Regions from separate parts of the Mus musculus genome. Here region 1 is linked to region 2. A link is a contact called in ENCODE Hi-C data. All regions are on one chromosome and are shown on one strand. Each heading gives the region's core, a stretch centred on a gene start or an enhancer-like site at or near the end of the contact. The rest is flanking DNA. Distances are from core to core; before and after follow the strand shown. Region 1 holds the start of Catspere2 (cation channel sperm associated auxiliary subunit epsilon 2). Region 2 holds the start of Zbtb18 (zinc finger and BTB domain containing 18).

What was found. Hi-C counts contacts between places; a loop is a spot of excess contacts on that map.
Region 1: a map of gastrocnemius shows a loop between it and region 2 (4-fold over the local background). The contact joins the promoter of Catspere2 here to the promoter of Zbtb18 in region 2. A Hi-C loop is called at or near these places in 2 of 37 maps with a recorded cell type or tissue (T-helper 2 cell and gastrocnemius).

What each region holds. Positions count from the first base shown.
Region 1 is chr1:177,989,865-177,992,661 of GRCm38, forward strand. It overlaps Catspere2 (cation channel sperm associated auxiliary subunit epsilon 2), which reads left to right and starts at 1,534. Exons shown (of 23, transcript NM_001368822.1): 1 at 1,534-1,720. The coding sequence starts at 1,653.
Region 2 is chr1:177,441,099-177,443,798 of GRCm38, forward strand. Zbtb18 (zinc finger and BTB domain containing 18) reads left to right here and starts at 1,253. Exons shown (of 2, transcript NM_001355099.1): 1 at 1,253-1,497.

The sequences.
Region 1 (2,797 bases), core at 284-2,783, 550 kb after region 2:
GAGAATCACAGTTGTGATAATGAAGTAAGTCAATGATTTTTCTGTTCTTTTTAATGGGGGAAACAGGAGTGCTCTGCTCTGCTAGCATACCTTCATGCCAGAAGAGAGCGCCAGATCCCGTTATAGATAGTTGCTGTGATTGTAACCATTGTGTCATCTCACCAGCCTCTTGAAGTCATCTTATAGTTAAAGACAAAGTAAGTTCATTCCTGTTTATGGTTACACCTGTGCTTCTCAAAGACAGGTCTAGGCCCCACCTGTAACCTTAACTTCAAATGGTTCTGTACTGTATGTTCCAGGAAACAACCATGTCTTTGTTTCAAAACCCAACTGTCTCACAACCCTCTGACTACCCGATTCCACCCACCTTAGAATCACGTCTTTGTTCCCGGAGGTCCTTAGGACTAAATTATTGCTTGTTATGCTTATTTTCTCCTCGAGGAAGGCCACCTGTTTTGTTCACCAGACCCCCCCATTCAGTAACCCCCTTACCCGAGCTCTATAATGTCCAACACTGACCTCTCGAACACGACTGTGGATTGGGGGAGGCAATGTATACAAATAAAAAATTTGTTTAATTCGTTGCCTTCTTTAATTGATTGTGTTGATTTGGGTGGGTGGTTTTTCTCCTCCCATCGTTGGGATTAACACATTCCAAGACAGTCTATTCAGAGATAGAATTCAGTGGATAAGACAAATACACCAGCCCACACTTTCCTTATACTAAACTTTAGTTGCGAATTAAATTGACTTAGTGTACCTGCACTGCTAGCAACATTGAGCTGTTTCCTCTTAGAGTGACATACAAAGAATGAAGATTCAGTTGCTCCCTTCAACATGGAAATCATATGGCTAGGTGATAAATGAGTTTGTTCTCAATTTTATCCCACGTTTACAAAGCCTTTGACAGCAAAAACGCTATCCCTGGTATTGGCTTTTAATTGCAAGAACAGCCATGACTATTCATTTCTGTTCATTCTTCCCCATGAAAGCAAGAAAAGTAATTTCGTGCTATCTTTTACATTAGATATAATATTTTATTAATTACTTGAGCGTTTCATAGGAACTGCCCTCGTTAGCTTTTTGTCAACTTGACACAAACTAGAGGCACCTGGGAAGAGGTAATCTCAATGGAGGAAGTAACTGCATAACTTGTGAGCAAGACTTTGAAGCATCTCAGCTGATGTGAGAGGGCCCAGCTCACTGTGGCTGGTGCCATTCCTGGCCAGGTGGTCCTGAGCTGTATAAGAAAGAAGCCCTGGGGAGCAAGCCAGTAAGTAGCCTTTCTTGGTTAATACTCCAGTTCCTGAGTTCAAGGCCATCCTAGGCTACACAGAGTTGGAGGCCAGTCTAATTGCATCGAAAAACAAAACGATAATCATTTGTAATCAATATAATTGTTATAATTATTATCTCTTATAGGTCTCCTTGGATTTTTTAAGATTGAGTTTTTGTTCTGAAAATTGGGTTCATGCGTTCACCCAGTAGCTAACTTTCAGGGTAAAACAGGAGACTCCCCGCGCGCGCATGAGCAGTTAAGCTCTTGTTCCCTGCGCGTGCCCAGCATGCCCAGTGCAGGGCAACGGAAGCCTGGGAGCTTGCTAGCCCTGCAGGCCTTGCAGAAGTGGTTGCTTAGAGGAGGAGTTGGCGCCATGTTAGCCCGGCGGGTGGTGGCGGCGCTGCTGTTGTGGCTGAGCTGCTGTGTCTCAGCTCTGTGGAGGTAGAAAGATGAATCCCTGGACACTGGCCTTGAAGACCCCCCCCCTTCCCCCCGGCTTGGTCTCCACCTCCCCAGCAGATGGCCTGAGTTCCCTCTGGAGTATTTAGAGATGAGTCAGCCCTCTGAAAACCTGTTCTGCAGAAGGGCAGTGGCACCTTCTTGCTGCTGCCTTAGATTATTTAAAAGAAAATTAGAAGAAGGGGGTGGGCAGCAGACAGATGGATGATAACTATATATATATATATATATATATATATATATATATATATATATATATATATATATATATATGAATGTAATGTATTTGTTTTGAGCATATCCCACCATACACTAATCTTTTTCTTTTCCGTTTGCTGCTGGGTTTTGAAGCCCAGCTTTCCCTTCCCAGATGAATTCCTAAGTTCCTCCTGTACCTGTACCTGGATCCTGTTCCTCCCCAAAGTAGAACCAGAGATGGCTAGGGAAGGACACATTGCTTCTGACTTGAGGAGTTGAAGCAGAGTTTTGTTTTTTTTTTTTTTTTTCCTAAAATACTGTATAAACGTAAAGAGATTAATTTCCATATGGAGTATTGATTTAGATACTGAAGATACTATGAAGTTCTGAGAGATCCTTAAAGCAGGTATGATGGTTCAGTATTCAGTCAGTAATCACTACCTTGAAAGGGATATCAAAATATTTTAGATTTCACATGGGTTAAAATGCACCTTAAGCCAGATGATGATGGCTCATGCCTTTAATCCCAGCACTCCGGAAGCAGAGGCAGGCAGATCTCTCTGAGTTTGAGGCCATCATGGTCTATAGAGTGAGCTCCAAGGACAGCAAGGGCTGTACAGAGAAACCCTTTCTCAAAAAAAAAAAAAAAAAAAAGTACCATAAACTAGAAAATTACATTCTTCAAGTATGCTACATAAAAATAAGAATTAGGGGCAGGAGAGATGGCTCAGCAGTTATGAGCACTGCCTGCTCTTCCAGAAGACCTGAGTTCAATTTCCAGCAGCCACATGTTGACTTGCAGCCATCTGTAATGGGATCTAATGCCTCTTGTGTGTCTGAAGAGAGCAATGGTATACTCAT
Region 2 (2,700 bases), core at 3-2,502:
CTTGCCAGTCAGCGTTCACATAGCAAACAGTAAACACATTTCATTTAGACAATTACTAGTGTGTTGACTTCCTCGCTATGCACTTTTCTTATTGTCTTGAATCATTCTCTCCCCTGCTTGTTACTCAACTTTTTACTTGTGTGTTATTCTTGCCTTCCATTATCTTGAGGGCAGAAATTTTCTACATTTCCTCTTTGCTGGTTAGGCACAAAGAACAGGTAAGGAAGAAGTTTATCTGAAGGGAGAGAGGTGCAACACAAAATAAGGTCTCTCCCTTCCTTACAAAGCCGTGGCTCCTTACGCACCAATTAAGGAACAGACTAAAGCGTCTACAAGTATCAATCTCACTGGAAAGGTCTAAGACTGGTCTCGGGGCAGTGTCTTTGCTTGTCACGGAGAGTACAGACGGGACGCGGGGATCGTGAAAAGAAACGCAGCTGCAACTTGAACAGAGGACGCCGGGGAAAGGCGCCTCTCACAGCCGCTAGGAGCTTGTAGCTCGCATGCACCTGGCGACCGACTCGGCAGGCCGGAGGCGGCGCGTCCCTGAGGAGAACGGGGCCTGGGCGAGCACCGCAGGAGGGCCAGACCCAGCGGCCCCAGGCTGGCCCTGGCCAGCTGCGGCCCCGCGCGCTCGGCCTCCCCGGGACACCTGCCCCGAGAAAAAGTATACTTATGGCCGTCGCGGTGCACGCGGACTCGCTCGCTCCACACCCCCAGAGCGCGCTTGTCTCCAGCCGGGAAGCAGGCCCCTCCCCGCGCAGCTGTCGCCGCCGCCTGCGGGCTCCTTTCACTTTCTCACGGCCAAGTCACCCAGAGGGGAGCCACTGCCGCCGCTACTGCCGCCGCCGCCGCCGCCGCGGTCCGCGAGCTCCGCCCCTCCCCGAGAAGACCACGCCCACCCAACAGTCGCCGTCTGCGATTGGCGCGCGCAAGCGGCAGCTCCTGACCGCCACTCCTATTGGTCGAGCTGCCCCGTCAGTCCCGCCGCTTCTCCGCCCTCCCGGAACACCGCGCTTCTACTGGGCGCCACCGAGGCCGGGGGCGGGCCAGAGACCGGGGCCCGCCGCTTTCGCTCAATCGCTGAGCGGCCGGCAAGGGGCGGCCCGGTCGGGCGGGGCCACATCTGGGCCGCGCCGCCGCGTGCGTGCGTGTGCGTCGTCCGCCCCCCGCCCGCGCCCCGCCCGCCCCGCCCCCCGGCCCGGCGCCGCGCTCGCCCGCCCGCCCGCCCGCTCCCGCCCGTGCGTCTGGCAGGCTGCGGCCGCCGCTGGGCTGCTGCCATGGGGAGCCGTTGAAAGAGTGGGGCCCTGTGGCTCGGCCGCGCGCCTCAGGCTGCCAGCGCGGGCGGGGGGCGGCGGGGGCGCGCGGGGCCCGGGCCGGGGCCGGCGGGCGGGCGGGGGCCGGCGGAGGACGCCCACAAGTCCAGCGGCGGCGGCGGCGGCAGAGGAGGAGGAGGAGGAGGACGCGGCGGGGACGCGGCGACTCGGGCCGCTCCGTGTGAGTCCCCGCGCCCGCCCTGCCCCGCTGCCGACCGTGGGCTCCCGCCGGGCGGAGTTAGTTAGTGTGGCGGAGGGCAGGCGGTGCGGGCTCGCCTCGCCTCGCCTGGCCGCGCTCCCCGGCCGGTGCAGCTGCGGCGCGGGGCGGACTCGGTGCAGCTGCGGCGGCGCCTCCCGGTGCGGAGGGCGGGCGGGCGGGCGGGGGAGGGGGCCGGGCCGCCGCAGCTGCAGCGCCCGGGACGGCCGCGGCTCCGGGGCCGGTGCAGCTGCAGGGCCGGGGGAGGGGGAGGGCGCGGCGCCCGGGTTGCGGTTGCCGGGAGGCCCCGGGGGCTGGCGCGCGGCGGCGGCGACGGGGGAGCGGTCGCCGCGCCGCTTCTTGCGACTTTTCTTTTGTTGTTGCCGCGACCGGGGTCTGTTTTCTCGGCCGTTGTGGAAGGTGCTTTCCTGCTGCACCGGCTCTCTGCCCTGCACCTTCTTCCCCGTGGTTTCACCCTTCCTCTTTCCCTGAAGTGCTTTATGCACCGCGAACTGCGGGAAGATTTGCATCTCCTCTCCCACCCCTGAACCTCACACACACACCCGGGGCACCCTGCCCCCACCTCTGAAAAACAAACCCCCTAACCTCACAGAACCTCCGAGGGTCCGCGGTAGCGGTGGACGGGTCGATCCGTGGAGTGGATGTCTTCGGGCCATTGCGGTGCTTGGGACTCATTAAACTGTCACTCACCCCCACCACCACCCCACTGGGTAAACTGGGTGATTAATGTCGGATATAGTGGAATGGGGCGAGGGCATCTGTGGAAAAGAGGGTGTGTGTGTGGCAGGGAAGTAATGTGTCTATCTGCACAGAGTGCCTCCCGAACGAGTTCAGAATTGTGTCATTCACCGCGAAGTTAGAGAAAGTTAGGTTTGTGACTCGTGAGCGAGAGCAGAACACAGTTGGGGTTTTGTTCTCTAGCTCCCTGCCTCTGTTTTCTAAGCGAGCCTAAGTGGTTGTCGCCTGGGTTGGGACGCTTGTGCCTCAGGCCCCAACTTCTTTTTTCTACTCTCCAACCTCCCAAGGGTCGGTGGAGATGTGTCTGATATTCATAGATGTCGCAGCACCTTGCAGGGCACCCAGCGACCCAGCCCCGGTTACATTAACATTACATCAGCCATTAGAAAAGATCCACAAACTGTAGCCAAAAAAAGTTCCCAAAGTCTA